Linked DNA regions of Homo sapiens: region 2 is linked to region 1. The links are chromatin loops, found by intact Hi-C in ENCODE. Cell type or tissue: transverse colon. All regions are shown on one strand.

What was found. Peaks named below come from ENCODE experiments on the same cell type or tissue, not always from the same donor. Only the 100,000 strongest peaks of a DNase experiment are listed, where the experiment ranks them.
Region 2: a loop joins it to region 1, with 6 times the contacts of the local background. A loop is called at or near these places in 5 of 110 quality-filtered maps.

The regions. Positions count from the first base shown.
Region 1 is chr1:224,296,058-224,301,057 of GRCh38, reverse strand. It overlaps NVL (nuclear VCP like), which reads left to right. Exons shown (of 23, transcript NM_002533.4): 10 at 395-496; 11 at 4,440-4,557. Among named protein-coding and RNA genes, the nearest start is that of NVL, 32 kb to the left of the region's middle. In transverse colon, no CTCF peak of the experiment used is centred here; a DNase peak (open chromatin) is centred at 2,517; H3K4me3 peaks cover 294 bases; H3K27ac peaks cover 1,558 bases.
Region 2 is chr1:224,419,820-224,424,819 of GRCh38, reverse strand. It overlaps WDR26 (WD repeat domain 26), which reads left to right. Exons shown (of 14, transcript NM_001379403.1): 4 at 166-302. Among named protein-coding and RNA genes, the nearest start is that of WDR26, 12 kb to the left of the region's middle. In transverse colon, no CTCF peak of the experiment used is centred here; no DNase peak of the experiment used is centred here.

The sequences.
Region 1 (5,000 bases):
CTCGGCTCACTACAACCTCCGCCTCCCAGGTTCAAGCAATTCTTCTGCCTCAGCCTTCCCAAGTAGCTGGGATTATAGGCATGCACCACCATGCATGGCTAATTTTTGTATTTTTAGTAAAAATGGGGTTTCTCCATGTTGGTCAGGGTGGTCTCGAACTCCTGACCTCAGGTGATCCGCCCACCTCAGCCTCCCAAAGTAGTGGGATTATAGGCCTGAGCCACCATGCCCGGCCAAAACCATTGATTTTCAAATAGTGTTTTTCACTGGGCCAACATAAAAAGATGAAGTTCCTCAGGAAACTAGCTATTTAAAAAATTTGAGGGGACTGGATAAGAAAAAGTAGGGAAATTAAAATTTGAATATTTGGTTATTCTTTTATGTGTCTGCATAGGAACTTGACCTGCCAATTTTGAAAGTGGCTGCTCCAGAGATTGTGTCTGGAGTATCCGGAGAGTCTGAGCAGAAGCTGAGAGAACTATTTGAGCAAGCTGTGGTGAGTCAGTTAATGACTAATGCCAGGTGGTCAGACGCTACCAGCTTATATTAAAGATCCTGCTTTTTCTGATGCTAGTATTTGTTAACCCACTCACTGGCCATTCTTTTATTAATATAAACATGGTAATTTGCTATGCATGATGGCTAAATATTTAAAGTAGATTTAGTGATACCAGCTGTTGGATAAATAACCCTTTTCATTTGAAATCAAACATAAATGTAATTGGTGAGAAATTCTGGGCCGTCATACCCTGTAGTCATATGTTGAAAATATATTATCCTTATGATATTTTCCACTCACTTTTACTTTCCTCAACTTAAGTTTGGCCAAAAAAAACTTGTAAGCAATGTAAAAATTGTTATTTAGGCTATTATAAAAGCAACCATAAAAATACCAGAATAAATTCTGTCATTCCTTACTAGTAAACTAGGGCAATAATAATACCCAAATCTCACGTGGCTATTGAGAGTATTAAATGAGAGAATTCTTATAAAACCTTCGATATGGTGCCTTGCACACAGCACAAGCCCTGTAAATATTAGCTGTAAGATTATTCACACTTGAACAAATATCACTGTGTTTAAAACTAAAAAATGGTGAAAAGTTTATGTCATTATTAGCAATGACAATATATAGTAGCTGATGAATATCCAATACAACTGTTAGAAGCCTGTGTGAAATTAGAAGAGAAATTATATTTAAGCAGTAATTGAGAAAAAAAAAACATTTTAAATAACAAGAATGGGTAGGCCATCTACTTAGTTATGGTGCGGGCTGACGTTGAAAAAGCTGTGGGCAACACTAGGAGGATAAAGAGAAAAAAGGTGGAAAGGGCAGAGTGCAGAGCAAAGCTGAACTTTCTCAGGTGCTACCTGTTTTCCAAAACGCGGTGGATTCCATTGTTAAATTGGCACGCATAGCCAGAGACAAGTAGTAAATTTTGTGCGTATGGTAAACACGATGAATAAGGATAAGAGGCAAATGGCATCTTTAGGTTGTTAGTTCTGTGTTTAAACCTCTCACTAAACCAGTACTGAGCCAGTACAGTACCTCACAGTAGATGCTCAGTAAATATGTGGCCTAGCACCCCGCTTTTCCTGGTCCCCTCTTCGCTAATGAGAATGAGTCCAGTAAAGCATGTGGATCAGGAAACAAAAAGGTGAAATCCAATCAAGTGATACTTGGTTGAAAACTATGCTTTCTTTAGGCCACATTCTGATGACCATCATTTATTCTTTTTTTTCCCCCATTCAACTTTCCAGGTCACTGACAAGTACTGATGTGCTTGTTTTCTGGTGCTTTTGGCCTCTGTAATTTTACTCCTTTGTAACTGGGTAATATATCTAGCAGTCATAGGCGTCTTTTGCAAACATTGTCATAAGGATGATTAGGGAAGAGATCCAGCTAGCGATAAGCTAAATATCTTTCCCTTTAAGATGTGGTTGTTCCCATGGTTTTGAGATGCCTTAAGCGACGCTGACAGCCTTACTTAGCATAATCACTGTCACTCCTAACCATTGAGTAACTGATTGAGTAAAATGATTTAGATTGTAAATCTAGATAATTTTCTTCAATTTTTTTCATTTTAACTGATCCTTATCTCTTTTTTGTGGTAAAATATATATAACAGAATTTACCATTTTAAACATTTTTTTAAGTTTTTGTAAATTATTTTATGTCTTCCATGATGATTTAGAGGGACTATCTTCAAACCAGTACAGATATTTCATAAATAATACCTGGCTGTTTTCTAACCAACTGAGTAATTTGTTGCATAATAAGCCACCTCACATCTTTCAGCAAGAAATACATTAAATTTGAATAGTAAAGATATTACACAATGAATTAGGACAACAATTTAAATTTGCTTTAAATGTTTCTTTGCGGAAGAGGACACTACACTTCTACTCAATGAAGAGAAACATTTTTACAGTCCAGAGGTCTTTTATTACCACCTATTATGCCATGAATTCACAGGGAAGAGGCTCCAGCAGTTCAGGCTCCTTCCTATTGGTTCTCAGAGTGCACTTCTCTGGGTGGAGCATGCTGACACTTTCCCTTTGGTTTCCTTTTTCTGATCATTTTCCTCCATGTGTTTCAGAAAGCTACCTCGGCTCCTAGAATGCTTAATGTGCTCAATATGCACGTTGATTCTCGCACACATTGATTCTCTTGGCAAGAATCTTGCCCTTAACTTGTTTCTTTACAACAATGCCAGCAGCATGCTGGATAACGTTATAGACTCTTCCAGTTTTGTGGTGGTAACACTTGTGGGACATTCCTTTTTGAACAGTACCCATTCCCTTGATGTCTACAGTATCACATTTCTTTTTCTCTTCTCTTCTTTTCTTTTTTGAGACAGAGTCTCGTTCTGTTGCCCAGGCTGGAGTGCAGTGGGACAATCTCAGCTCACTGCAACCTCTGCCTCCCGGGTTGAAGCAGTTCTCTTGCCTCAGCCTCCCAAATAGCTGGGATTACAGGCATGCACTACCCACCAGCTAATTTTTTTTTTTTTTTTTTTTGAGATGGAGTATCTCTCTGTTGTCCAGGCTGGAATGTCTCAGCTCACTGCAGCCTCTGCCTTCCAGGCTCAAATAATTCTCCTGCCTCAGCCTCCCGAGTAGCTGGGATTACAGACATGCACCACCACACCTGGCTAGTTTTTGTATGTTCAGTAGAGACGGCGTTTTGCCATGTTGGCCAGGCTGGTCTTGAACTTCTGACCTCTGGTGATCTACCCGCCTTGGCCTCCCAAAGTGCTGGGATTACAGGCATGAGCCATGGCGCCTGGCCTACAATATGACATTTCTTATAGATTTGCATACATATAGCCAAAGGAACAGCTCCATGTTTTCTGAACGGCCTAGAGAACATCTCTCAGGTGCCTCTCCTCTTTCTCTTTGTGTTCATCATTTTGGTGAATTACTGGAAGATGGCAGTTCCAACTGAAAAGGCCATTTTAAACATTTTTAAGTGTACAATTCTGTGGCATTAAGTACATTCATATTGTTGTGTTATCATTACCCCCATCCATTTCCAGAATGTCTTCATGTTCCCAGACAGTAAGTCCCCATTCCTCTCTCCTACCAGTCCCTGGCCATCACCACCATTCTACTTTTTGTCTTAATGAATTTGACTACTCTCGGTAGCTGATCCTTACATCTTAACTTATTCTTTCTGAACCGTGTCTAGTTTATTTCTTAAAAACAAAAAAACTGGAGGTGATCTTTACACTGATGTATTAGAACTTTACCATCCTTCCTTATTCAGTGTAGCCTTTAAAATAAGCTTCCGGTACTTTTCAGTGTGGATGCTGGGAAAGTTCTGGAGATGGATAGTGGTGACGTTTACACAACAGTCTGAAAATATTTAATGCCACTAAACTATATACCCAAAGTGGTTAGAATGGTAAATTTTATGTATATTTTACCACAGATTTTTTAAAAAGCTTCTGGTGCTTCTCAAATTTCCTCTTATAGCAAATTATAGGGAAAGACTTGGAGATTCTTACGTTAGTAGAAACCCTCATAACGTTTCTAGTGAGCTTGGGTTTGCTAATTTAAAGTTTATAAACTTGTTGTCTTAAGTTTTTTTTTCTGTGCATATGCTTATCCAAAATCATTGTTTCTGTTTCATAGCATAGCAAATGTATCTAATTTACAAAAGAATTTCAGTAGATTTATCACAAAACATGCATTGATGAAGAGACTATAAATGTGTTACCCTATCTGCAGTCTCTTACTGTGTACTTCTAATCATCTTGGTTCTCTTAAGTCAGGTAAAAATCAGAAGTAACACATGTGAACTGCCTTCTTTAGGGTTATTCTTTTGGCAAATGATCCTTGACCTTGAAGATTTTTTTTAAAATGTATATGCTTAATTGTGCTTCAGTATAGGGGATGCATTTATGATTGTCTTTTTGTGATATTTTTATTTCTAGTCAAATGCACCATGTATCATTTTCATTGATGAAATTGATGCTATTACCCCCAAAAGAGAAGTGGCTTCAAAAGATATGGAACGAAGAATTGTAGCCCAACTCCTAACCTGCATGGATGGTTAGTTTAAAATAATAAATTCATTTTAAGAGAATAAATTTTTTAAAATAGTGTAATTAATACATGAAGATAAAAAATAATATTCATATAGTAAATATCAAATAGTGTAAAAAAAAAGTCATACTGGGCACAGTGGCTCATGCCTGTAATCCTAACACTTTGGGAGGCTAAGGTAGGAGGATTGCTTGAGCCTAGTAGTTTGAGGCCAGCCTGGGCAACATAGCGAGATGCTACCTCTAAAAATAAATAAAAAGAAATAGCACTTGTTTTGTGTACACAAGAAAATTTGAAGTATATATTTTATGTTCCTTGCATTACCAGATTGTAGGTTGCTTCTTCTTCTGATTGATGGACTGATTGATTGATTGATGAGATAGAGTGTTGCTCTGTCACCCAGGCTGGAATGCAGTGGCACAATCACAGCTCACCGCAGCCTTGACCTC
Region 2 (5,000 bases), 120 kb before region 1:
ACTGTGGCTCTACTAAACTAAAATATTTTGAGTCATCTTGAAGCTTTATAAAAAGTTATTTCAAAGGGCATAGTAGAATGGTTTCTACTGTTCTGTTTAGGCACAAACATTTTCTGAAACTTCCATCAACTTTTTTCCCCTGACTGCTGCTTTCTGTCATGTCAGAGGATGAAGTTTTTGCTGCTGCAGCAGAAGTACCTAGAATACCTGGAGGATGGCAAGGTCCTGGAGGCACTTCAAGTTCTACGCTGTGAATTGACGCCGCTGAAATACAATACAGAGCGCATTCATGTTCTTAGTGGGTAAGGAAACTGAGTTCTTGAACTCAGGTTAATGGAGGGCCAAAGTTATATTTCTTTAACATTTTTCCAAAATATAAAATCTTGATTATTGCTAAATTCTTAGATATTTGTCTAGGTAAACTCACTCCTGTGTGGATCAACTATTTTGGTCATTCTAGGAAACTGTTCAGATTAGGATAGAGATATATTTAAGTGGGTGAAAGGGAGAAGAAAATATGTATTGCCTGTGAAATGCTATTTTAGAATGTTCTATGAAAACCCTATTACATTCCAAGGACAGCTTTTGTAGTTAAAAACAAAATAAAAATCATATGATATGGATCACAGTAAACAATGACATTTCCAGTATTGGTGCACACTAACTTTTTTAAGTGAATACTTGTCATGTGCCAGGCCCTTGCTAAGCTTTTCACATAAACAGCCTCATTTAATCCTCACATCAACATCAGTCCTTTTTTGGGGGGTGAAGGGTAGAGACAGGGTCTTACAGTGTTGTCCAGTGTGATCTCAAACTCCTGTGATCTTCCCAGAGTGCAGGGATTACAGGCATGAGTCACTGTACCTCGCCACATTAATCCTTAAAATGTTAGAGTACCCAAAGGTTTGATCCTGGGCCTCTTTATTCTCTATCTACATACTCTTTTTAGGTAATCTCATTCTATACCATGCCTTCACATACTATCTGTATACCAGTGGCTCTTAAATTTAGCTTCTCATCTGAACTCCCAATATGTATATCTACTGGCATACCTGACATTCTCCACTTGGATGTTTAATAGATGTCTCAGTTGTATGAGGCTGGTGTGCAGTGGCACAATCATAGATCACTGCCACCTCTAGTTTCTGGGCTCAAGCCATCCTCCTGCCTCACCCTCCTAAGTAGGTAGGATTTCAGGCATGTACCACCACATGTGGCTAATTTTTTCATTTTTTGTAGAGACAGGTCTCGCTATGTTGCCCAGGCTGGCCTTGAACTCCTCCTAACCTTAAGCAATCCACCTGCTTCGGCCTCCCAAGGTGCTGGGTTAATAGGCATGAGCCACTGCACCCAGCCTCAAAACAAAATTCTGGATTCACCCCTTCATGATAAATGCACTCAACAAACTAGGAATAGAAAGGAACTTCCTTGACCGAATAAAGGGCATTAATGAAAACTCACAGGGCTGGCAGTGAAAGACTGAAACCTCTCTTCTTGTGATCAAGAATAGGACAATGATGTCTACTCTTGCTACGTCTGTTCAACATTGTATTGGAGGTTCTAGCCAAGGAAATTAGGCAAGAAAAAGGAATAAAAGATTGAAAAGGAAAAACTATCTCTGTTCAAAGATGTCATGATTTTATATAAAGAAAATTTAAGGAATCCACTAAAAAACTCTTAGAACTAATAGGCAAGTTCAGCAAGGTTGTAGGATACAAGGTCAATACACAAGAATAATGGTATTTCTATAATCTAGCAATGAATAATTCAGAAAATGGAATTAAGAAAACAGTTTTATTTACACTAGTATAAAAAAGAATAATTTAGGAATAAATTTAACCTCTACAGACCTGTGCCACTTCCAGTATATCGCAAGATCTTCAACCCAGTTGCTTAAGGGAAGAACTTAAGCCTCATATTGCTTTTTCTTTGTCTTTTAACTTTGACATGTATGGCCTAATTCTAAAAAATATAAAATTTTCATTTCTCTGAATCTCCACAGTTTCTAGCCTAGTTAAGCCATGGACATCTCTCCTAGAATATTATAGTAGCTTCCCACCTAGTTACATTGTCTTCACTCTTAATTTCTTTCCTTTTTTTTTTTTGAGACAGAGTTTCACTATTGTCACCCAGGCTGGGGTGCAATGGTGCAATCTCAGCTCACTGCAGCCTTCGCCTCCTGGGTTCAAGTGATGCTTCAGCCTTGCCTCCTGAGTAGCTGGGATTATAGGCATGCGCCACCACACCCGGCTAATTTTGTATTTTTAGTAGAGATGGGGTCTCACCACATTGGCCAGGCTGGTCTCGAACTTCTGACCTCAGGTGATCCACCTGCCTCAGCCTTCCAAAGTGCTGGGATTATAGGCGTGAGCCACTGTACCAGGCTTCACTCTTAATTTCTTAACAATGCATATTTCACACAGCAGCCAGACAAGTAAGCAAAACCATAAATGAAGTCTTTACTCCCTTGCCACTGGCTCTCCAGCAGTCTTAAAACCCAAAATCTCTGTGCAAGGCCACAAAATCCCTGATCCTTTTCTGCCATCTTTTTCTTTATTCATTACTCTAGTGACACTCATGCTCTTTCTGTTCCTTAACTTGCCACCCCTTAAGGCATTTGCACTGCTTGTCCCCTCCATCTGAAATGTATGTCCCCCAGTCTTTGCATAGCTGGGTACTCCTTGCTCAGCTCCCAGCCCAAGCATCATCATCTCCCAAGATTACCCACTGGGTATTCTCGTGACATCACTCTGTTTTTATGTTTTTTCTTTATAGCATTTTTCACTATATGATATGGCTCCAGCATCGAGAACAAATATGTGACACACGAGTTTGTAAATACAAAATGATGGACAAAAGAATGGGCCCAAGATAAGGGCCCATTCCTTGCAGATAAGGAAACTGAGCCTCAAAGAAGTTAAGTAGCCAGCACAATATAAAGCTAATAATTCAGAAAGCAGGACTCAAAGCCTGGTTTGACTGATTCCAAAGTCATTGGTCTTACCCACTACCACATCTTGAAACAATAAATTCTACAGGTTTTTTTCTTGTTGTTTGAGATGGAGTCTGGCTATGTTGCTTAGACTGGTCTTGAACTCCTGTGCTCAAGCAGTCCTCCCACCTTGGCTTCCCAAAGTGCTAGGTTTACAGGCACAAGCCACCACACCTGGCCTGCTAGATGTTTTGATATGGTAGCTGACAAATTTCTTGTTCCGATTACCTTTTTTTTTGAGACAGAGTCTCTCTCCATTATCCATGCTGCAGTGTAGTGGCGCAATCTCGGCTCACTGCAACCTCCACCTCCTGGGTTCAAGCAATTCTCCTGCCTCAGCCTCCCAAGTAGCTGGGATTACAGGCATGCACCACCACGCCCAGTTAATTTTTTTTCTGTATTTTTAGTAGAGACGGGGTTTCGCCATGTTGGCCAGGCTAGTCTCGGACTCCTGACCTCAGGTGATCCTCCTGCCTCATCTCCCAAAGTGCTGGGATTACAGGCGTGCTGATTACCTTTTTAATGCGGTATCTGATTTCTTTGTCATCGGAATATCATTCACATGATGATTTTTTTCCTGCTCTTGTGTCAGAACATATAATTAGTCATATGGGTTTTATTCTGAAGCACACCATGAGTTTTTCACCTAAGGAAATGGCCCAAAGGTGGTGAGATGTGGAACTGGGATCAGAACCCAGGGTTTCTCCTTCTCAGTCCAATGTCCTTTTAGTTGTACCATGTGACTTTCTGTAAACAGAAATTCATTTAAAACTTTAAGATTTAATATGTATTTTCACAAGGACATAGAAGCAATTCTAAGTCACTTTTGTAAAATTTTAAAAATGAACATTTTAAAATATAATTATTGATAATAAACTTTGCCCAAAAAAAGTTGTTTTAGAAACAAAATATTCACAATGGCCAACTTCTGGCTGGGCACGGTGGCACACGCCTGTAATCTCAGCACTTTGGGAGGCCGAGGCGGGCGGATCACGAGGTCAGGAGATCAAGACCATCCTGGCTAACATGGTGAAACCCTGTCTCTACTAAAAATACAAAAAAACACAATAGCTAACTTCCTATAGCGTTTTTGAGTATAATTACTTACATTATTAAATAAGTTTTTTTGATCAGTTAAAGCACTATTTATGTACTAAAAATCAAGAGGAAAAGTAGTTCTGCTGTTTGGGAAGAGACTATTAAATCATTTAGATTCTAAATGAAATATGCTTTATGCAGTTAAGAAAGGGAGGGAGTGATGATACTCATGTTAACTGAGAGGTATAGCAGGTCGTAGACTAAGTACTTAAAATGCTTCATCTTCAAGAATCCTCATTACCCTATTTAATATTCTTTTTACAAGTGAGAGAAACAGATTTGTCTGGCAGAGCATGAGACAGAATAGCAGGAGAGTTACTTGCCAGGTCTAATCTCCATGTTTGAATAATACCTTCACTTCTTTTACTTTCAAAGCCCATTCTTCTGAGAAGAACCAAAACCAGGTCAGGGTCACACTCCCAGCAGGGGCCCCTCATGTATTCTCCAGAATCTGTGAACTTTAGCATTTATCCCACCTTCTGTACATACAGTGAGCAATAAAACAGTTCCCCAGTTTTGTGCTCTGGGATCTCAGTATCTTTCACAAGATGACACAAGGATGATTATCCAGTTATACTATTTTTTGAATGATGTTTATTATAAAGTCTTGAAGATATGTTCTTTGAGTTTTATTTTACTATTCAGAAGTAGTTAAGTTAGCCTAGTGGTTAAGAGCAAGTTCTACAGCTGGAATGCCTGAGTTTATATACCTACTTAGCCTCTTAACCCTAGGCCAGTTACTTAAGCTTTCTGTGCCTTGGTTTCCTCATTTATAAAAATAGAATAATAATAGTGCTTACAGGGTTGTTATAAACATTAAAGGAAGTAATATGTGTTGAGTGCTAGAACCTGCACAATAAGAGCCATATATATAATATATAACAATAACATAAGAATTTGTTCTGTTAAT